Linked DNA regions of Homo sapiens: all the other regions are linked to region 1. Evidence: read pairs that join two places in POLR2A ChIA-PET (ENCODE). Cell type or tissue: HepG2. All regions are shown on one strand.

Region 1 (8,000 bases):
AACCAGCTCACAGTGAAGGATACAAGTTTTCCAAAATCCCAGTTTTTCATTTGAACTCTCAAATTTTATAATTGGCCGTACATACTGTCATTTGTTTTCCTTGAAGTAACAGCTCTGACTTCATCATTTAAATATATATATGTGTGGGTGGATGTGTGTGCGTGTGTCTGTGGGTGTGTGTAGGTGTGTGTGTGGGTGTGTGTCTGCCAACTACCCATGGCTGAATAACTGCAGTGTGTCTGTCAATCGTTCTTTCCAGGAAAATGGTTTTCCATGGAGAAAATGGCTACTTCAGCTCCCAACTCACTCACTCACTCTGGTGCTTTTCCTTGAGACCACCACTGTGCTTTTGTAGGCAACAGAAAAGCTTTACCCATACTCTTATCTCATCACACCAATCATTAAAAAGACAGGCCAGACACTCGAAGGCTGAAGTTTAATAAATTTGATCATTTTTATTGCTTCGTCAAGGACATTAAGTGAAACTGACTTTTTTCTTCCTACCGTGCACATGTGGTGGTGAATAATACAATGATAACTACTGCAGTTTGCTACCACTACCTTGATCCAAACTAAAGCACCAGCTGTTTACCACTGTTGCTTTTACACCATCAGTTTAAACATCAACCAATGAAAAGGGAAAATTACATCTTAGTAGCATTATAAAAATAGTTCTGATCTCATGAACCTCTAAAAGTACCTCAGGTTCCTCCAGGGTCCTCAGGCCACGCTGAGAACCATGGCTCTATACTATATAATCCAGGATAAACCTGGGGCTATGTCAGCTTCCTCACTGATCAAAGTTCAGATTAAAGCCCAACCCTGAGCCCAGAGGCCTTGGGATCTGGACAATCTTTCTTTGGCCAGCCCTTGTCCCTCATCTCTCAGAGCTAGGCCGAGTCTCTTGAACTCCAAGCTCTAGCTTAGATTCTCACTGAAGACCATCTTTCCCTCAAGTCAGACCAACCATAGGCTAGACAAAACCTCAGTTCACCTCACCCTTAAGACACTCATTAGACTTCTAGCCACTCAGGGAAAGAAAAGAGAGGAGAACTCCCATCTGGAGCCCTTACTGCGTGCCAGGCATGACATTCTTTAATTCAACTCTCATCACCTCCACTCTGCTAGCAAAGAAACTGAGGCTCAGGGAAGCAGGGTGCCCACGCAGATCTGTCTGACATGAAAGCTAAGCCGTGGTGCCGCCTTCTGGTCAATTCCCACAGTCTCATTCCTGGCCCTGCCTGGACTTCCTCCCCTTCGTGTCTGCTGGCTGGTAAGGTTCCAGCATGCCTCACAACCAAAATTTCCTGAAATGAGAAAATTCCCAGCACCAGCGGTTTTAATCATCCAGTGTCTGAATTCCTAATAGTCACAAATCACTCAGATGTTGGAAACTATGAGACACACCACTCTCCGGAACAGATCATTGATAAAGTCTGAGCTGGGTTCACTTCTGCCATTGTTGGAGACCAGGCGGCGCAGGCTCTCCTTTGGGGAGTATTTCCACCGAAGCTGATGGTTCGTCATCTCTGTCTGTGTTCCGCACACGGGAGTTGACATCCTCTGGCCCCTGCCTCTTCCTCAGCACCAGGGGCTCCCTGGAAGAGCCAGGGCCCATTCAAAAAAGTCACAAAACAACTCCCCAGGATGTGACCAGGATAAGAATCACATCCTAAGATTCAGCTTCAGGAAAGTTTATCCCAAAATAAACCCAACACTGAAGTAAATAAAGCATTAGGAATATTTTGGGAGAGCAATTTCACAGAACTACAAAAAAGGAAAAAAGATGCTATTGTCAACAGCCTTTGTTCAGACATTCTGTATTTCTGGCACATCTTGTTAAGTGGCGGTTTTGTATCTGACATTTATGCAAGGGGGAAATGACCCATGTTTATGAAAATTATACCATTTCTTCTAAGGGTAAGAGTGTCCTTTAAGCACTGGTTTGAGATAGGCAGAGAGTTTGATGAGGATTCAAGGTTGTGATGATTAAAGCCAGGGTAGGAGGAACATGTAATTTGTGCAAAAGAACCCGGAGAACAACAGCAAAGGGAGAACTCTGTTGAATATATACAAAGGGGACGCTGCTTTGCAGTCTTGTTTCCCTAGGAGGAAGAGGGAACACAAACAGAAAGTTTTTATGATTTCACAGAACAAGAGAAGGCTCAACACTTGGCATAACAAAAGGTAAAATGTTTGGGATAATGGACACCAACTAAGCCTTATCTCCACTTGCACATTCAACCAAAACAAACAGATTCTATTAGTATCACCTTCACTAACGTGATTGCATTCATCCATTCATCCAATATTTAACAAATACTGTGTATTATACCCCGCTAAGCATTGGGAATGCCACAGTGATGAAAACACAGTCTGTGCCCTCGAGAAGCTCCTAGGACAGCAAGAAAAACAGATCTGTGAAGAGGCGATGATAAGAAGGTAATGAGTGCTCTAAATTTTGGTGGGAGGCCGGATGTGGTGGCTCACACCTGTAATCCCAGCACTTTGGAAGGCCAAGGAGGGCAGATCACCTGAGGTCACGAGTTTGAGATCAGACTGGCTAACACAGCCAAACCCCATCTCTACTAAATATATATATATATATATATATATATATATGTATTAGCTGGGTGTGGTGGCATGCACCTGTAGTTCCAGTTACTCAGGAGGCTGAGGCACGAGAATTGCTTGAACCTGGGAGGCAGAGGCTGCAGTGAGCTGAAACTGCACCATGCACTCCAGCCTGGGCAACAGAGGGAGACTCTGTCTCTAAATTAATTAATTAATTTAATTAATAAAATAAAATAAATGTTGATGAGGAAGTAGGAATCCAGGGAGACTTCCTAGTGATAATGACACCTGACCTCAAAATCCCAGAGAGGATGGTGGCTGGGGTTTTCACAGAAGGAGATGGATGCTGATGGTCATTCCAAAGATATCAATCAACAACTTTCTTCAGTCTTTTATCTTCAGTGCATTTATCACTCCATTTAAATTTTCCAGAATTGGTAAAACTTCTATGGGTCTTAATTTAAATATGATAAGCAATAACTTGTTACATTTGACTTAGGAAAACTGCATGATCCAGTGGTGACAAACCACAGGTCTGGGGATAGGCAGACCTGGGGTTGAGTTCTGCCACTACCACTTGCCAGCTGTGGGCACATCACTCACCCTGTCAGGTCCATGCCCACCTCACAGGGATGTTACTAGAAATAACATGAGGCAATTGAAGCATCTGGCACCTAATAACATTCTGTTCTTCCCCTAGGATCCTGTGACCACATCACAAACATCCCCCAGTTCCACGGGTGACTGTTTATCGTAACCCCACAGCCTTCCTTCAACCCAGCTGCTACCATCTCTCACCTGTACTATGTGATAGCCTCTGGACTTTTGTCCCCACTTCCTGCCTCATTCCGCTTTGGTCTGTTTTTCACAAAGCAGCCAAAAATGCTTGAAAATGCGTGGTGCTCATGCCTTTCCTCTGCTTCACACCCTCCCACGATTCTCCCTTGACCTCTGATAAAGTCGAAACTTTAGAACAGCTTTCATGGCCTTAATTGTTCAGCCCCTGCTCCCCTTTCAGCCTGGTCTGCCTCCCGCTACCCCATTCCACTCCATGCTCATGTTTGTCCACAGACTTCTGCCTGGAACACCATCCCTGCTGCACACCTCTTCTGCATGCTAATGCCTCTCCCTTCTCAGTGCTTCCTGGAGGAAGCCCTATGCTTTGATGCTTCTTCCAGGAAGCAACCCATGATTTCTGACCACCACAACCACGCCAAGCAACACTGGATTCAGTGCTCCCTCTCTGTCCTTCCTACCTTCTGTTTTTTCCCCATTTATCACAGTCTGTTACAATCTACTTCTCCGTATCCATCACTAGATAGTCATTTCTTAGGAATAGCTTTTGAAGCTTTTATCCCATATCTGACCTATTTTGAATGAATGAATAATCTCACAATGAATGAATGGCAGGGATGAGATTAAAACTCAGGTCAATCTGATCCCCAAACGTATGGGTTCCCATCATCCCAGTTGAAACCTAACTAAAAACTGAAGTAGTGCCATCCCCCCTCCACTGCCCCATACCCCCAATGGGTCTGCTCCCACCAGCCCCCCACCCTGCCCCCCACCACACACACACACACACACACACACACATCCCTAGCTTAGGGTCCCTCTATTTGGCATGGACTCATTTTCTGCCAGGAATGCATATCTTCCTTGCAGGCTGAGGCACTATATGGACTGTACTAAAAACACTCAACCCACTGATTCTGGTGAAATTATTTTGGAGTGACAGGGATAGGCAGGGGCTTTCCTGGGCTCAGGACTCTAGCTGGGGAGTGGCAAAAGCCACAGTGCAACTCAACTCAGGAGAAAATAAATGCCTGGAAATTTGAGCCAGCTGTTTTTTTCTTACTCACCAAAGTGCATTGAGTCAACCCTTAATCTTTTGTCAATATTTGCGGACTGAAAACACGACAAACCACCCCCTGTGCCGCTCAGAGTGTAGACACTGACTGATGGGACCAGGTACAAAATCCCCTGGGACAAAACAGAACTTTCATAACTGGCTGTAGAGTTATTGTTTTTGCCTTTTGGAAGCTTCCACCTTGTGACGGGAAGAGCACTGTCAGCCCAACACAGAAACTCTGCCGCCTGGAGTCACGTGGATCCAGATGCGAAGGGACTCCAACGTCATGCTAAGGAGTTTGGGTAATAACAATGATAAAATGCACTTATTGAGGTAGTGTTTAATGTGTTTAATGTATCTTCTTTACACGTGTTTAATGTATCTTCTTTAATCCTGAAGGCTAAGAATTTGTACAGCCATATTACAGATTTGGAAAATGATGTGAAGAGAAGCTAAGGGATTTGCCACTGCCACTCAGCTGCCAAGGATCAGAGGCAGGATTCTAGTCTGTCCCCTTTGTTCCATCACCCCTGCCTCCCCCTGGGCCCAGCCACCATCACCTCTCCTGGGGGGAGCTCCTAATTGTTCTCCCTTCTTCCTCTTGTGCGCTCCTCCAAACTATCTCCAGCCAAAGTGATCTTTAACAATGTAAATCCAGTTATATCACTCTTTCCATTGTAACAGACATTACTTCTACTTCTCAACGTCCATCCTCCAACCATTGTCCAGTGATTCAGGCAGAATTCCCTCCTGCTCAGGAGGTGAGTCGACCCAGTAGTGCCACTGGCTCTGCAACAGGAATTGGTTAGCAGGGCTTTGCATCTCCTTGGCCACAGACGTTGGGCAGGTGTGGAAAAAGGCCATCAGCTAGATGCTCAAGATTGAATTCTGAGATTGTGGGGGTGATGCTCTTGCTCTCATCCCTGTCTGCAGGTAGCCATCCTGTGACCCTGGAAGAAACCAGCCCAAGGAAGGTGCTAACCTACAGAAGAAGGACATGGCCAGGGTAATCACATAGACCCGGAGTTGAAGCCCTGACTGCACCACACCCGAAGCCTCCCCACCTTTCAACCTCTCGGTGATGGTGAACCAATAAACTCTTTTTATTGTTCAAGCCAGTGTGAGTTAGGTTCGCTATAATTTGCTGCAGAAAGTCTCCTGAGTGATTCAGATGCCTGTTGGTGCTCCTGGAATTGCATCCAGATGCCCTACCTTAGTATTAAAGTCTCACTCAACTCTAAGATCAATGAGTGGGGAGGGTGAGGGCTAGATTTTCATTGACCCTGGTGTTGCCAGCCCCTGCTGGACATCAATCTGGCACAAAGCAGACAATGTTAATTTTTTTTTCCTTGAAGGAGTAAACCCAGGTCTCTCTCCAGTGTCTTATCAGCCTCCCAAAGGCGGGGAATCCCACTGGGGTCCCTGATCACCTTCCAGAGCCACCTCTCTGCAATCAGCTGCATTTTGCTAGAATCGGCCTTGCTGTCCACCTTCCCCATCAGCGTCCTCATGGAGACCACCATGAGGGAGGGGCCAGCGGGTCTGAACTTGAGGCTATGTCTAGCAGTGTGTCTGAGCTCCAGGTACCCAGGAGGGGGCCATGGCCGAGTGATGCCCAGGGCACAGGATGGTGCAAGCAAGATGTAAACAAGATGCAAACAAGATGGTGCAAGGAGATGCAAACAAGATGTTTGCAAGGAGATGTTTGCAACAAGATGTTTGCAAAGAGATGTTTGCAACAAGATGTTTGCAAGGAGATGCAAACGAGATGGTGCAAGGAGAGCCTCCAAAACAGCCTGGAATTCACACAAGTAAATGGGAGGGGCCTCAGAGCCACTGTGATTTGGGCAGCAATAAGTATGACCAGCAGGGTGACCAGTGGACCATGAGAAACATCCACATGTGGGTCCAAAGAACATTGCATTCCTTTGTTTATCTAACCCACATCCTCCTTCGTGTCTTAGGGCCTTTGCACTGCCCTTTCCTTGGACTGATTACCCAGTTACTCTACCTCATGACCAACCTCTGTCTTAATTCTCTGCAGAGTGCTTATCAATGGCTGATTGCATTTGTTTGCTTTTGTTTCTCTGTCCATGACAGCAAGGACCTTGATTGTCTTATTTATCACTACTTCTCTCATATCAAAAATCCCTCCATAGTCCTGGCTCAGCAGCTCTTGCCTATAATCCCAGCACTTTGGGAGGCTGGGAAAGGAGGATTGCTTGAGGCTAGGAGTTTGAGACCAGCAACATAGCAAGACCCCATTAAAATAAAATAAAATAAAAATTAGCCAGGTGAGGTGATGTGTGTCTGTAGTCCCAGCTACTGAGTGGGGCTGGGGTGGGAAAACCACTAGAGCCTGGGAGGTTGAGGCTGCAGTAAGCCCTGATCACAACGCTGCATTCCAGCCTGGGTGACAAAGCGAGACCCTATCCCCCCCACCAACAAAAAACAAACAAAAATAAAAACTCCCCCTATAAACACACATTAAATAAATGAACAGCCCTGCCCCCTCCCACTCAGAGGCCCACCCCCTTCAATTGCGAACTTGGTCCCATCAGTCAGGTACCATTCAGATGTGATCTCCACACAGGGGCCTCCACCTCCCTCATCCCGAGTAATCCCTCCTCCCCCAACTCACTTATTTCCTTCATGCCCTTTATGGCAATATAAAATTATCTCATGTATTTGTGTTTACTTGTTCGTTATCTGCTTTCTCCTGTGAATGTAAACTATATCTTTCCTTGTCCCAGGGGAGATCACTTCCAGACTTTAAGTAGGTGCTCAATAACCTTTTGTGGCCGGAATAAACAGCAAGGGAGAAAATGAATCTCCAGGGCTCTGGAAACAGTGGGCATAAGAAGATAAAGAAAGAATCCTAGTTGATTTCAGAGTAATTCTGTGAGGTAAACAGGGTGGTTTTTTCTACCATGGCTGTTGAGAGATGAGGAAGGCAAAGTTTACAATGTTGTGACCTCATCAAAATAGCTTGTCTGGTGAAGTGCACATTTGAACTTGAGTCTGATTCCTTTTCCAGTTCCTTTTCTTCTGAATCATGCAGCTTTCCTGTTCAAACTCATCTGCATAGATACTAAAAGTATCAGCAATCTCCTCTCTGCAAATCGCTCCAAATTCTCGCAAGGTGGAGCCCGGCTGTTTGAGAAGCCATCACTGAATCTCCTGATGTGTTGACCCTCACAGTGCTGCAGTTATATCGCTTTCATGAGGCACCAGCAACCAATAGCAGCTTGGCATTGTAAAAGTTTCTCCGTGCCTTCATGCTACAGCCAGGCCTCTGGTTTCTCTCTTTCTCTCAATTATTACCTTAACCATGCCCTGGAGACCTAAGGAGCCGGTTTATTTTGACTGGGAGATTGTTAAACTGCAGGAGGCAAACCAGAGACAGTGCCAGGCTGTGATTTCCATTGCTCCACATGGCCAGGGGGTGCTGAGAATAGCCAAGGCCGCTTCCTGCTGGAGGAGGAAATGGCAGTTTCCTCAACTCCAGGAAACCTTACTTCCTCTCTGGTGCCTAGCTCCGTGTTAACCAATTAGACAGCTTCTTCCCACCCCA
Region 2 (8,000 bases), 83 kb before region 1:
AGAGCAAAATTTAAAAAGAATATTTACTGTTTGATTTTGTTTATGTAAAATGCTAGAAATACAAAATAATCTACAGTAACAGAAGGCAGATCCATGGTTGCCTGAAGATGGAGATGGGGATGGGGATGGGGATGAGGATGGAGATGGATTTGGGGACAGGGATGGGGGTGAAAATGAGGACAGGCTGGGGAAGGGGATGGGGATGGAGATGTGAATGGGAGTGGGGATGGGAATGGGAGTGGGGATGCAAATGGAGATGCAAATGGGGATGGGGTGGAAATGTAGATGGGGATGGGAATGGAGATGAAAACGGGGATGTGGATGGGGATGGGAATGAGGTTGGAGGAAGCAAGTAGAGAAGGACAGGAGAGGACCATCAAGGGGTACAGGGAAGCATATGGGAGTGATGGATATGCTCCCTATTTTAATTATTTTTGATAGTTTCATAGGTGTGTATATACACGTATCATATTGTATGCTTTCAATATGTGCAGTTTATTGTACATGAAGAAGAAGGAAGAGGAGGCAGCAGGGGATCAGGAAGAAGAAGCAATAGTAGCTATGATGCTAAGAGTCGCTCTTCTGCGTCATCCAGAGGCAAGCAAATAGTGTCTTCTGCCTTCTTTATGGCTCTCAGCTCCAGGCTAAAATTAGAATAATAGATAAAGCAACTATAGAACAAGGCAGTTGTCCAGAATATTGATTTGGCAAACACTTTTCCAGTGCTTTCTGCTTGCCAGGCTCTCTACTAAGTGCTTTGCATTACTTATCTCACTTAATTCTCTTATCAGTCCTCTGTGGTAAGTACTATTACTATCCTCGTTTTACAGATGAGGAAATAGACCAAAAGTGTTAAGTGCCATGTCCAGGGTTATATGGCAAAGCCAAATTAAATAAAGTTATATAAAAGCAACTCATAGGGCCCAGGACAGAGCAGGCACTTTATAAATATGAGTTGAGACCACTCTACTTGGTATATGTCGGTGAAGGTGACCTTGTCCAGTGATTGAGAATGCAAACTCTGAAGTGGAACAACTTTGGTTCAAACCCATTCACCAGCTATGGGAACTTTGGCTTAGAATTTCACTTCCTGTGCTGTTTCTTCATTTGTAAAACAGGGCCTGATTTAAAGGTTTAATGGAGTAATATGTATAAAAAATATGGAATGATAGTTGATAGGCAATAAATTCTCAAAATATGGCACTTATCACATTAGTTGAGTCTTGGTTTGTGCAGCATTTGTTGATTGATTGATGAGAGAAAACACATAGCAATGTTGTACCATCCTCAATAAAATCCACTTGAGAACTCACCAAAATGGTAGTCATATTCTCATTTACTATGCTATTCAGAGCAAAAAAGAGATCTATCTTCCAAACAAAACCCATCATTTGTGTCCTAACAAATTTACTTCTCATCATCAATTCCTCTCTGGCCCTTCCTGGCCATCTCAGGACTCCCTCAACACCCTGTGAGTGAGCCTTAACCTGAGGTCACTTTCTCTTCCTGGACAGACTCCCATAAGCCAGTGCCTCTCTGCCTTCCACTTCTCTTCTTGAACATCCTCATCCTTGGGGCTCTTAAGCTCTCGGGATAAATGGTTCAGAGCCATCTGTGGTATGCTGTCCTCTTTGGACAGAGCTTGTAGCCTAACATTCTACTTTGCTCACTACACACCAGCCACATTAATGAGATGACTGTATTATTTTTCCATCCAGTAGAGATGCTTTAGGGAGTGCAAAATAGCCCTATTAATAAGGACTCTGGGTTTAAATGGGACTATCCCCAGAAAACAGCCTATATCCTGTTCATATGACCACCTTCACAGACCTTCTCTCCATTCTTGGTTTGTGCAAAACTCCTTTGCAACTTCATGCATGCTGCTTTACTTAAGCAAGACATCCTTCCTCTCCCCTTTAATTCCACCACCTATGACTCATCCCATTTCACTTTCAATGACACTTTCAGGCACAGGCCCTCACATCACCCTATATTCCTTTCTTATAGTACTTTTCATAAAACTGTTTCATAACTTATATAATGGCAAAGAACCCTAGCTTGGTGGCTCTTAGTACCAACCCTGTAACCTTTGACAAGTCACTTAATTATTTTCAGGCGCAGTGGCTCATGCTTATAATCCCAATGTTTTGGGGTACTGTGGTGGGAAGACTACTTGAGGCCAGGAGTTCAAGACCAGACTGAACAACATAGCAAGACCCCCACCTCTCCAATAAATAAATAAATAAATAAATAAATAAATAAATAAAAAGTTACTTAATTCTCTGGGCCTCAGATTACACATGTGTTAAATGGTGATGATAATAGTGCCTATTTTGTGGGGTAATTTTGAAGGGTAAATGGAAAAAAATTTCCATAAATCACTTAACACAGTCCTTTGGTAAGAAGAAAGCTCCTAACAAAGGTTTTTCTTGGGTTTGGTTGTTGTTATCACCATTGCATTTTCCAGTTTGCAGGGCCCTTTCACATTTGGTGTGTTCTTCCTGGTAAAGGACTAGGTTTGTCCTGTTAGAGAGTTGTCAAATGGACTCTGAGAAGTCAAGTGGCTTTACTCAGGTCACAGCTGGCAGGACCAGGGCCTGAATCCTAAATACTGATGCCACAGTGGGTTTCATTGCTGCTATTTTGACGTCCGTTCTAGCACTCAGTTCTACTGTTTCATAGAGTAGGGAGATGTTGCTGTGAAGGCTTCACTTTACTTCAACATGCCTATATGAAAGTTGGCTAAGTGCTCAGAAAAGAAGTAGCTTTTGAACAGAATGCATTTATAGCTAAAGGCTTCCACACTGGGAGTCAGTGTCAGAGAGATTAAATACCTAGTCTTGGGAATGACATCTGGCTTTAAATCAGCACTCCGCCACTAATCATCATGTGGCCCTGGGCAAGTCCCTTGATCTGTACAAGGCTCAGTTTCCTTGTATATAAAGTGGAGATTGCAATGGCACCTCTGTCTTCTAAAGCAGATTGCATAATACAGGCATGTAGCAATACTAAATAAATGTTAACTAGTATTCTGATCTAATTTTTAAGCTCCAGTTTGTGCCTACTGCTCTTGAAGTAAAGACCAAACTCCTTAATATGATCTACAAAGCTTGGATCTATCTAAGTGAACCTGTTTAGCCTAACATCCCACTTTGCTCACTACACACCAGCCACATTAATGAGATGACTATTATTTCTCCATCCAGTAGAGATGCTTTAGGGAATGCAAAAAAGCTCTATAATGAATACACTGGGTTTACAAAGGGACTATCCACAGAAAACAGGACCATATGGTCATGTTACACATTGACTTTCTCTCCGTTCTTGGTTTGTGCAAAACTCCATTGCAACTGCATGCATGCTGCTTTACTTAAGCAAAATGCCCTTCCTCTCCCCTTTAATTCCACCACCTATGACTCATCCCTCTAGTTTCATTTTCAATGACACTTTCAGCCATAGGCCCTCACAGCACCCTATATTCCTTTCTTATAATACTTTTTCATAACTTTTGTTTGAACAACTACTTCTCCATCAAGATTGATTTATATCTATCTCTCCCACTAGACTGTAAGCTTCATGAGCATAGACTATGACTGTCTTATTCATCATTATATCAAGTTTCTAGCAGTCACTGAATGAATGAATGAATGAATAAAATTATTATTATATATGACCTGCACAATAACTCTGTAAGATAAAGAAGTATTATCATCTCCATTTTATAGATGTAAAAATGAAAACAGAGAAGTTAAGCAACTTGCCCAAAGTGACACAGTGAGTGAAGTATTGAATACAAGGGACTCTGACCTAGAGTAAGACTCCCAGCTCAATACATTTTCTGCTACTCCATATTGTCTCTTAATATCCTATCTCCATGTCTTTTGGATCTGAAAAACTCAGCCTCTATTACCGACAGCTAATGAATACAAGAGAGATTTCTCTGAACACAGACAAGCCCTCTATCCCTTCTCTTTTAGTGGGGGCTGTTGGAAAGGAAGCTTACTTCAAGTAGATATAAGAAATAAACATTTTTGCCAGCTTGAATGCAGCCTAATCCAGTGGTTATTTAGATTAAAACCCCAGGGCAGTGTCCAGGCTGACCTCATCTCTATGTGGCAGAAGAGTGCCACCAGGTTCAGCCACACTCAGGAGCCTCAGCCCAGGAGAAGTACATAAGGAAATAGTTCAGAATCCCAGTGCTCCAGGGGAGCCTTGATGACTGAAACTTGAGAGGCCTCCTGAACTTGGAAGAGAGGTCAGGCCACCAAATGCTCCATTGTCCATTGAATGTTACATCCCATGCAATTCCAGATAACTCAATACTACAGTATTCTCTTACAACTGAGAGCATTATATTTTTCAAATGCTTCCATAAACAGCTTTGTTTTCCTTTTAACCTATCAACAACTAAAAAAAAATGTGGGAACAAGTAATGCAGTAAAAAATGGTTACGTGCATGGGATTTGGAGTCAGACAGGTTGAATCCCATTTCTGCTGCCTTCTAGCTATGGAACTTGAATAAGCCACTGAGCCCCTGTGAGCCTCCGTTTTCTCATGTGTAAAATAAAGATACTGTATTACATACAGAGACATCATAGAGTCAGTCAGGTGATGTATGTAAAATGCTTTTCTCAGAAGTTCAATATTAATAGTACTTAAGTCAGAATTTCTGGACTCTACTTTGTTGAGTGGGATTTCTTTACAGTGAGGCCCACCAGCAAATATCCACCTCCTAGTTCATCTCCATAGTTAAATAGCAGGCTGAGTAAATATTTGTGACATGAATCAATAAGCCAGTGAACCTTTGTCCCGTTATGGCACCAAGAAACCTTTCCCTCTCTCCTGGTTTGGGGCCTAAATGCTTCTGGAATAATGAGCTGTCATGGATTGATGAATCACAAAGCAGTGGACTTACAATGCCTTCCAAGCAATCAGGTTTAAAGAAAAATCCTTTAGGGCACATTGATGCGGGGTGAAAGAAAGCGAGGCTGGGTCCTGATGAATCCCACACGCAGCCTGACAGAGTGAATGGCAACCTCTTCAAATCGGTTCTTGGCGGAGGCACTCGGGGAGTTCTTACTTACCAGCCTCTCCAGACCTGTCTGTCTGTCCACCGCAGACTCTACCTCTGACTGGGGAGGCCTGAGTCAGGCGACCAGGGGATCCTGCTGATTGGAGTCAGCTCAATGACTCGTCAGCTGGAAAGAGGGGGATATTGAATTCATCAGTCATGTTGACAGGGGGCGTGGGGTGGAGAGTGCAGGGGAAAACCCAGTGTTGGGCAAAGCTGTGAAGAACACTGAGTTAGACTTGGGCACGATAACCCCTTGAACCAAATTAATGACCCACAGGCTCCCATTGTTTTGTTTCAAATTGTACTGAATGATGGATAATAAATGTTAGCCCTTGGGTCTCACTCAAATATCTAAGAAAACAGTAGGCAATTTCTTAAATTTTTTTTTCCGAGTGTTTTCATGTATCTTTAAATGTTATACAACATTTATATTTCAGTAATTGGACACGCTGATACTACCTGGGATGGTAGCAGCCAATTGGGATTTTTTTTTCTTTTCTTTTCTTTTTTTTTTTTTTTTTTTTGAGACAGAGTCTCACTGTCACCCAGGCTGGAGCACAGTGGTGCGATCTCGGCTCACTGCAACCTCCACCCCTCAGGTTCAAAGATTCTCATGCCTCAGCCTCCTGAGTAGCTGGGATTACAGGCATGCACCATCACACCCAGCTAATTTTTGTATTTTAAGTAGAGACGGGGTTTTGTCATGTTGGCCAGGCTGGTCTTGAACTCCTGACCTCAAGTGATTTATCTGCTTTGGACTCCCAAAGTGGTGGGATTACAGGCATGAGCCACGGCACTTGGTCAACAAATTGGGATTTATTAAACACCTATTTTGTACCATGTGAATATATATATATCTGTTATTTTACTCATTTCTCTGAGAGGGGTGCCTACATAATTCCCAAATTATAGATAAGAAAACAGGGAAAGACAGGTGACTAATTTGCAGAGTCACTTTACAAGACAGTGACAGAGGCTGAACACAGTGGCTCACACCTGTAATCCCAGCATTTTGGGAGGCCCAGGCAGGAGGATTGGTTGAGACCAGAAATTTGAGACCAGCCTGAGAAACACCAAGGCCCCATCTCTACAAAAAATAACAATTAAAAAATGAGCCAGGTGTGGTGGCAGATGTCTGTAATCCCAGCTACTTGGGAGGCTGATGCAGGAAGATCACTTGAGTCCAGGAGTTGAAGGATGCAGTGAGCTATGAATGCGCCATTGCACTCCAGCTTCGGTGACAGAGAAGGACCCTGTCTCTGAAAAAAAAAAAAAAAAAAAAAAAAAACAGTGACAGAACCAGAATTTTAACTCAAAGCTATGCAACTCTAAAGTGTATCAGTCCATGCCCTGCCCCTTTTGCCTCTGCTCCAAGAATCAGTAGCAGGGGTTGGTTTGGCCCATTGCTCACCAGTTGATAGCATGTACATGTGTTTCACTGGTTAAGTTTTGAAGTGAATTGTTTCTCCCAACAGCCTTGTTAAGTGACCAAGCTAAATTTGAGGTCAAGTGTCTTTGGAGTCAAGAGAAGCTCTAGTCCAGCTGGTCTCTGTAAGAGTCCCTCCTAGAACTTCCTCCCCGACTGGTCTACTCCAGGAGCCACCAAGATGCACCTTTTTCCAGATATTCAGAGCCAGAACAGTCCTTGAAATTCTTCTTTTTCAGATTGCTGGGGCTGTCCTAATTAGCACAATGGTAATTGTTGGGAGGGGAGTTTGACAGTTGGCCCAGGGACCTGGGCCAAGGCCCCCTCTGGCTATGATGTTCTGAGATTATGTGAATTGAAGGGTTCCCTCTGGTTCAGAATCCATATTCCACACTCTGCTCTCTCAGCCTGGCTTCCATGTCCAGAGATTATATGCTAGCTTTAGTACTTTTAGGCTAATGATACTGAATCACAGGTTTGGAAGGGACTTTAGGACTGTCAGGTCCAATCTACAATTCAATAGTTGGATCTCATCTGCAATATCCCTGCCAATTGGTTTCCCCTCTGCTTACCCTTCTCCAGCAATGAGGAGCTCATTACCTCATTCCTTCTTTGGATAATGTGGCTGTTAGAAAGTTCTTTCTTTGCTTTAAGTTGTTTCAGGCAGAAGGGACAACATGAGCAAAGACGTGGAGGAGAAAACAGCTTGCGTCACTCAATGAGGATTTGGAATCAGAAGACTAGGGTCAAGACCCACATCTCCTACTTCTTAGCTGGTGACCTTGGATAGGAATTTAACCCTCGTGAACTTAAGTATTTCTTTTCTTAGCTATGAAATAGGGTTAATACCTGCCCTATCTACCCCCAGGACTTGCTGTGAGGATCAAATGAGAAAATGAATAGCTACTTTCAGAGAAAAAGGGTGTGTACATTTGTAACAGGATAGTTATTATCATTGACAGTTTTTTTGTTTGTTTGTTTGTTTGTTTTTGAGACAGAGTCTCACTCTTTCATCCAGGCTGGAATGCAGCAATGTGATCTCAGCTCATTGCAACCTCTGCCTCCTAGGTTCAAGTGATTCTCATGCCTCAGCCTCCTGAGTAGCTAGGATTACAGGCATGAGCCACCATGCCTGGCTAATTTTTGTATTTTAGAGATGGGTTTTACCATGTTGGCTAGGCTGGTCTCAAACTCCTGACCTCAGGTGATCTGCCCACCTCAGCTTCCCAAAGTGCTGGGATTACAGGCATGAGCCACAGCACCCGACCATCACTGATAATCTTTTATCCAACTTTTTCCACTTTGAATAAGAAAGGAACCAAAGCAGTTGTCTTTGATTTGTTTTGCTACTATTTGCAAGGCAAGAGGTTTGACACTTGCCATAAAATGCAGAAGTAGCACTTGCCCAAATTTTGTCCTTTAGTGGACTCAATATATTTTCAGACAGCATCATGAAATGGTATCTCACTCATGCCCAAATCTCCTTCCCAATTCAGGCAC
Region 3 (8,000 bases), 150 kb after region 1:
GTCCTGTTCTGAAGAGACAGGCCTATGTGATCGGGATTGTAGTAGTAACAAATGACCCTGTAGACTCACTGCATAAAGAATACACGGGGGAGGAGAGACTATCAACCTAGAAATAAAATCTGTAAAGACATTTTTTCAGATCTGGGTAAATGATAGCATGTGCCTAAAATGCAGTCGAAAAAGGAAGAATGGAGAAAAGAGAGCAAATTCAGACACAACAAAAAAAATATTCATTGTACAAACAAGAGCTTGCAGTTGCAAAATATTTTTCTATACCTGTGGGATACTATACCATTTGGTCTCAAAAGCTCTGTGAGGTAGGCAGGGAACAAATCATCATCCCCATTTTATCATTCACAAAATAGAAAACATTTGCCCAAGGTCACTCAGCTAATACAGCAAAGCTGAGACTGGAGGCAAGAACAGCATCAAGCTATCTCTTAGACTCAATATTTTTAAAATTTCATTTAATTATCAGCTCAGGACACCTGGCCATGTTTTTTCCATCTGTGTGTCCATCTTCTCATCTTGTCACCTTCTTCCTTAGGGCAGGTTCCACCTCTTATATTTCTTAGACTTTCCCTCAGCACTTTGTATTTATCTCCACAAATACTGGGAGAGATAGGCAGTGGACTCACAGGCATGTGCTTATCTGTCATTTTCTGGTAATACAGAAAATGATCAACAGCCCAGGATATACTTTCCCATTGGTCTTGTGGGTGTTTCCTATTCATCCTTGGTCCACAGTGGAGGAAGAGCCCTTGCTATGATTCCTATGGTTTGAGGGGCCTCTTGCCAGCTGCTTTCCTGCTCTGCATTCTAAGTGTGTAGGATCTGTACAAAATGGACCTACTCTAAGTCCTATTTAACTTTTCCATGGGTCTGTGTTTGTCAAAGCTTCATGCCAACTCTGTCAGAAAAAGAAATGCCACAAAACTTCTTTTAGGAAAGGGAGAAAAGACCTACTTTATACACTTGCTTTCATGCTAATCACACCACCATTCAAATCCCAACTGAATAGGGGCCCTACAATAGCCTGGGAAATACACGGAGCGTTTTCCAAAGTGCAGGCTCCTTCACTCAAAATGTTTCATTTCCCTGGCTTTTTAACACCTTTGGAGAAGACTGATAAGAAGAATTAACAATACAATCTGATATTGCTGTCTCTCTGCAGAAAAGATATTCCATTTCTGTAGAAAATTGGCCAAGTATTCTCCTACCATGGCTCCTGACCTTTTCTTCTAAGGCTCTACAGAACTGGAACTGAGATTCTCTCTGATATATTTTCAGTAAAAGTGGATAGATGGCCCAAGTGACCAGCTCAAAGCAGATTCTAGCAGAGCATTTTCCCTGAAATGTTAGTAAATGACCTCTGCTACTGATTAGCTGAATTATTAACAGTGTGTCACCAACCCATCAATGAGGATTGCTATAGACATTGCTGACCAAGTTCTGAGAAAAACAGAATGAACTTCAACCTCCACCTTCATAGTGTTGTTGTGAAATCCAAGTGAGTTAATAACGTATGAAAAGCCCCTAGCTCACTGCCTGCCACATATTAAGTATTCAGTAAAGTTCATGCCTCTCTCTTCCAGTGTAAAGGTTTGGAGTTCACGTCTATCCTCTACGGATTTACAAAGAAACAGGAAATACTGAAATGGACAAAAGACTTTAAACTTCAAGTCAAATCTGAACACTTTACAAGGTGTGATAATTTCATTTTTAAATTTTCTGACTTGCTTGCTTTCTTCATATGCTCATTATTGAAACTAATAGTGAAAATTCAAATTGCAATCTTAATTCTTGGAGGAAAGAGCATAGGTGTTGGTTGGGTCATAGCCTACAAGCTCCACCATTTTCTAGTCCCAAGATCCTGAGCAAGCCCCTCAATCTCTCTGCACAACGACTGTCTCATCTATAAAACCAGTTAGAGGAATACCTCCCCTTCAGGCTTGTATGATTTGATGAGATTCGTGGATGTGTCTGACTATACTGTCAATGCTCAAAAAGGTTAGTTTCCCAGCTTTGTTCCAACTGACATGTGAACAATGATATTTTGCATGTGGTGGTACTGATGTTTTGTTTGCTTTGAGGGGCTAGGTAACTGGAGATCTACAATGAGAAAAATTAATTGAGGCAAGAAAGAATATATAAATTCAAACTCTCAGATGCAAACGTTATCATTTGGTAGAATTGTTCAGTAAAAGGGATTATTAATTAATAATAAATCCTTGGATTTCACAGCTAGGGCAAGCACAGCTGCAACAACAAATTTATGGCAAAATCATAAGTAAAGGTCCCTCAACTCCATTAATAGCCTTAGGAAAATTAAACCTAAAATCAAGACAGCTTATTATTCCCCTCGAATTGAAAGCCCTGTATTTTGAATGCTTTGACTCAAGAAGTATATTTTAATTTCCCAGCCAGTCCCTAGGAATTCTGCTTTCATATAACATCTATAGAGCTGACCTTTCAAAGCAATCAGTCACAAAGGTGAGTGCAGCCCAAAATCCCTCCTGCGGTGTCACTGGAGCTGCTACTCTCCAGACAGATTTAAATGACAAACCCAATAAACAAAAGATTCTCCAGTAAGTTGGTAACAACTTTGGAAATATTTTTAAAATCTCAGCTTGCTGGAAGTTCCTCTCTCTGATCATATGTGTGTGCACTTGCTTCCAAGGAAGACACTGTGCTTCTAATGAAAACATCCATTAAGGCTAAGATGACAGCAAGACAAATGTAACAATGAGAAATAATGGATTAAGCCATTCTTCTCTATAAACCTACTGAGGCCAAATTGACCCAAACAGCTACTTTGGGAGAGTGTCTAATGAAATCTGCTGTGTGGCTGAGACGCATTCTGCCACTTCCTGTCAGTGGTTGCTAACTTTACAACAATGTGGGTCATTTGTGGGGAAGAGGCTACTGGTAGAAGTTCCATGTACTGCATTTAATGAAGGAGCTGCATCCGCAGCCACTAACCAGAGAAGCTCAAAATCTTTCAATGTGACTTAAAGGTTACACCAAACCACAAGGACAGTAGCTCGAGCCTAAGGTACAAAAAGGGTCACAAACAGAGTGACCCATTACCACTGCCTGATGTGAATGATAAAAGGCCTAAAGTCCCTTCTTTTTTTTTTTTAAATGATACAGAGTCTCCCTCTGTTGCCCAGACTGGAGTGCAGTGGCACAGTCTCGGCTCACTGCAACCTCTGCCTCCCAGGCTCAAGCGATTCTCCTGCCTCAGCCTCCCGAGTAGCTGGGATTACAGGCACCCGCAACCGCACCCGGCTAATTTTTGTATTTTTATTAGAGACAGGGTTTCACCATGTTGGCCAGGTTGGTCTCGAACTCCTGACCTCAGGTGATCTGCCCGCCTCAGCCTCCCAAAGTGCTGGGATTACAGGTGTGAGCCACTGCGCCTGGCCTAAAGCCCCTCCTTTCTTTAGAAAGCCTTCTATAGGATCCAGGACCCAGTGGTCTTCCTTACCTCAAAATTTAGAGCTGATGGTCCATTCTAGGGTGTCCAGCCTTTTCAGCAACAAAAATCCCTCATAGTTAATTCTTGCCCCTCTATGACACATCTAGAAGACATCTGTACTTACCAAGTAAACTATATTTCACATCGTTTATTTTTGCTAATCCAAGCACAAAAAGTGTCTCATCTCATCATTAGCAGAAATAAACAAGACCAGAGTGAACTGACAGCAGTCATTCACATCACAAACACAGCATGCTGATACTTTGACTAGTCTAGGCAGAGGCTGATGCTGTGAGTTAGGCTTGACAAGTTAATCACTGGTGAAAGTTCAGTATGCCTAGATATTTCTGAAGTACTGAAAATAGCAGAGGATGCCCCATGATTGACCTAACAGACCTTCACAGGTCCAGAGAACCACTAGTCCAACTCATTTTGGACGACGCTTCAGGGGTTGCCAATGCGAAAGCCAGCATGGAGTAGTGGAGAAAAGCATGGGATTCAGAAACACGTGGAGAATATAGGCAGTAGGGCCTAGTAGTTAAGAATGACCTCACCAGGCAGACGTCTGACCCCACCTCTCAAACTCACTCACTGCACCACCTTTGGTAAGTTATTTTTAACCTCTCTTACCTCCGTTCTGTAAAATGGAGACAATAGTAACAAGTACTTTATAGGCTCATTGGGAGGATTAAATAAGAGAATGTATACACGCTGCTTAACCTGGTGAGAGGTACCTAGCTAGCACTCAATAAATGTCAGCAATCGTCATTATTTAGTCAAGCTTGAGTCCAAATTCCAGCCCCGATACATATCAGCTGTAAGAACTTGGGCAAATCATTTACCCTCTCTGAGCTGCAAAACCAGGTTTGAAACATTTCCCTTATTCTGTTATTAAAAAGGTTAAGTGAGATATCATGTGAAGCACCTAACAATAAATGGGGATCCCTTTTCCTCACCCTTTTGTAATATTTGAGGTTTAATTTTCACATACTTACAACTTGATTTTTTAGTGCATTTATAGATCAACTCATTATTCAGGATTTGTATTTGTGTCTTATATTCTTTAATATTTCTTGGCATCCAGCACATGAGTCTAAAAGATACATGGTAATTTTAGTTCCTAAGATGACAACTACACATACACAGCCATATATCCAGAGGTGGGGAAAAGGGTGAAAAATCAGCCTCATCAGGAACTGAAAATAGATGGGTTTCTATTTCATGCCTTTAAAATATTGTAAAGCAGATCCCAGGGATATATAGGTTTTACTATTTGCATGTTTAACTGTTTTCAAAGTACTCTGAAGATCCATTCTTTGTTCTGCTGAGACAAGAGTCTGTACGTCACAGTCACAGCCTGCTTTGTGGAAGTGCTACTCAGTGGGTGAGCGGGTCTAGCTGACCACCCAGCATCGATTTCCCAGTCAGCTTATTGTTCTCTGCTCACTCATCTTAAACCCAGTGGCACCACTAAACTGATTCAAAACGTGTTTCTTTGTGAAAAATCCCTCTAAAAACAAAGTGACGCTTTAGTGGTTTTATGAATATGTTAATTCCAAATCTTCAGGAAAATTCTGGCATTGTTTCCCTTACATGTCTGCATTAATCTTAAGGTATTTCTTTTTTTTTTTTTTTTTTTTTTGAGATGGAGTCTCGCTCTGTCACCCAGGCTGGAGTGCAGTGGCGCGATCTCGGCTCACTGCAAGCTCTGCCTCCCGGGTTCATGCCATTCTCCTGCCTCAGCCTCCCACGTAGCTGGGACTACAGGTACCCGCCACCACACCTGGCTAATTTTTTGTATTTTTAGTAGAGACGGGGTTTCACTGTGTTAGCCAGGATGGTCTCAATCTCCTGACCTCGTGATCCACCCGCCTCGGCCTCCCAAAGTGCTGGGATTACAGGCGTGAGCCACAGCACCCAGCCCAATCTTAAGGTATTTCTAAAATGATGCAGCCTCAACGGAAAACAGTTTGGCAGTTCCTCAAAAAGGTAAACATGGAGTTACTATATGATCCAGGAATTCCACTCCTAGGTATACAGACCCAAGAGAACTGAAAGCATTTATATGGATATTCATAGCAGCACTATTCATAATGGCCAAAAAGTGGAAATCACCCAAATGTTCATCAAGTGGTGAAGGTAAAAATGAAATGTGTTATGTCTACATAATGGAATATTATTTGACAATAAAAAGAAATGAAGGATACATGCTGCAATATGAATGAACCTTAAAAACCGTACGCCAAGTGGAAGAAGCCAGTCACGAAAGACCACATATTATATGATTATACTTACATGAAATATTCAGAACAGGCAAATCTATGGAGAAAGAAATTGGATTCGTGGTTGCCATGAGATGTGGGAAGGTGGAGGAAAAATGGGGAGTGACTGGTAGTGGGTATCGTTTCTTTTTGCAGTGATGAAATGTTCTAAAATTGGTTGTGGTGATAGTTTACCTAACCGTGAAGATACTAAAAACCAAAAAAAAAGAAAAGATACTAAAAACCAATGAATCGTGTGCTTTAAAGAAATGAATTGCATAGTATGTGAATATCTCAATAAAGCTCTTTGAATAAAATACCATTGCAACCCAGGAAAAACCCTTTCTCTAAGCCAAGAGGATTTATAGCCCACTTATTTTAAGGGGCATTTGAGAAACTTAAAAAGTCCAGAACAAAAGAATATAACTCACAGCCTCGTCTTCATAATAAGGCTATGCACATAAAAAAGCATTTACTAATAGATTTCATAAATCTCCTATAAATCCTGCATTTAAAGTGTTTCTGGAAGGAGTGGCCTCACCATAGTTCAGAGGCTCCCAACCTGGAGTTCAGGAAGTACCTGTCATATCTTTCTTTTTCTTTTCTTTTTGAGACGAGTCTCGCTCTGTCGCCCAGGCTGGAGTGCAGTGGCGTGATCTCGGCTTACTGCAACCTCCGCCTCCCGGGTTCAAGCAATTCTCTGCCTCAGCCTCCCGAGTGGCTGGGACTACAGGTGCCCACCACCATGCCTGGCTAATTTTTTTGTATTTTTAGTAGAGATGGGGTTTCACCATCTTGGCCAGGCTGGTCTTGAACTCCTGACCTTGTGATCCACCCCACTCGGCCTCCCCAAGTGCTGGGATTACAGGCGTGAGCCACCGCGCCCGGCCCTGTCATGTCTTTCTTATCCAGCCCTCTCTGCTCCCACCACAGTACCCTCGGTTCAGCTTGCACTTGCCACCCCACTGGTCTTTAGCTCCTCTGCCTCCCATTTGCCTACCCTCAAATCCAGTCATCTCTCCCAAACCCAAATAAGATTAAATTAATTCCCTCCTCCAATCTTTTCATGAATATGTTCATTCCAAAGGTCTTTTATAAAACTATTGTATTTTTCTTACATACTGTAACTAGCCTTTAGTTTTTTGTTTTTGTTTTTTTGAGATGTAGTCTCACACTGTCACCCGGGCTGGAGTGCAATGGCTCTCTCAGCTCACTGCAACCTCTGCCTCCCAGGTTCAAGTGATTCTCCTGCCTCAGCCTCCTGATTAGCTGGGATTACAGGCGCCTGCCACCACACCTGGCTAATTTTTTGTATTTTTGTTAGAGACGGGGTTTCACTATGTTGGCCAGGCTGGTCTCAAACTCCTGACCTCGTGATCTGCCTGCCTCATCCTCCCAAAGTGCTGGGATTACAGGTGTGAGCCACTGCACCCAGCCGCCTTTAGATATTTCTAAAATGGTGCAGCCACTATGAAAAACAGTTTGGCAGTTCCTCAAAAAGGTAAATGTGGAGTTACCATAGGACCCAGCAATTTCACTCCTAGGTAGTAGGTTTCTCTATGAAATCTTCCAAGATAAAAATAAAAAGAAAAACAAAAAGAAAACTTCATTTGCTCTCCTCGTTCACCAAAATAAAACTCAAATTCCTTAGCTGCCTGCCATACCCAGTCCCCTTTCATAATCTAGCTCTAACCTATCTCTCCAGCCTCATCTCCAATGTCCTCCTTTCTTCCCCCGCACAGTGCAAACACACAATATTGACATTCCAGCCTCCAGCTACTCACTCTTCCCAAATAGGTCCCTGCTTCCAAGTCTCAGCACCTGTGCTTCACTCTGCTGCAATACCTTCTCCCCCTTCCTGGCTTGTGAGCTATTATTTATCTTGCAAGACCCAGCTCCACACCCTCAGGCAAGCTTCATCACTCTTCACTGTGCTGCTAGAGTAGGCCCTCCCTTAAGGCTCCAAAGTCATCACTTATATAGTGTTTGTCATTAGGCAAAAGCCTGTTCCACTTTCACCAGCCTGGGAATTCCTTAAGGCCATGGAAACCCTGGGGCCTGGCATATAGTAGGTGCTCAAGAATCATCTGCAGAAGACAAGGCTTATACCTGAAAGACAGGTACAAACATAGGCTTAATAGGCTCTCTAGAAATTATACTGATTGATACCACAAACTAATTTGGGGGCCAGATATAAAGAAACCATCAATGAGAATGGTTTCCTTCGTGTCAATGTAATAGTGTATTATGTGTTTTAG

What was found. Peaks named below come from ENCODE experiments on the same cell type or tissue, not always from the same donor. Only the 100,000 strongest peaks of a DNase experiment are listed, where the experiment ranks them.
Region 2: POLR2A ChIA-PET joins it to region 1 with 14 read pairs; 2 of 35 experiments call an interaction of 5 or more read pairs at or near these places.
Region 3: POLR2A ChIA-PET joins it to region 1 with 10 read pairs; 6 of 35 experiments call an interaction of 5 or more read pairs at or near these places.

Annotation. Positions count from the first base shown.
Region 1 is chr1:56,410,423-56,418,422 of GRCh38, forward strand. It overlaps LINC01767 (long intergenic non-protein coding RNA 1767), which reads left to right and starts at 4,541. Exons shown (of 4, transcript NR_147163.1): 1 at 4,541-4,728; 2 at 4,826-4,920; 3 at 5,111-5,187; 4 at 5,360-5,544. LOC124904185 (a long non-coding RNA gene) reads right to left here. Exons shown (of 2, transcript XR_007066106.1): 2 at 1-2,105. In HepG2, CTCF peaks have their summits at 1,223 (motif pointing left) and 6,298; DNase peaks (open chromatin) are centred at 3,469, 4,509 and 6,329.
Region 2 is chr1:56,327,209-56,335,208 of GRCh38, forward strand. It overlaps LOC124904186 (a long non-coding RNA gene), which reads right to left and starts at 5,108. Exons shown (of 4, transcript XR_007066107.1): 1 at 1-5,108. RefSeq lists an enhancer at 5,205-5,264. In HepG2, no CTCF peak of the experiment used is centred here; DNase peaks (open chromatin) are centred at 3,393, 4,213 and 4,823; H3K4me3 peaks cover 537 bases.
Region 3 is chr1:56,562,293-56,570,292 of GRCh38, forward strand. The region is part of intron 1 of PLPP3 (phospholipid phosphatase 3); the gene reads right to left. Among named protein-coding and RNA genes, the nearest start is that of PLPP3, 13 kb to the right of the region's middle. In HepG2, no CTCF peak of the experiment used is centred here; DNase peaks (open chromatin) are centred at 1,459, 4,259 and 7,519; H3K4me3 peaks cover 712 bases.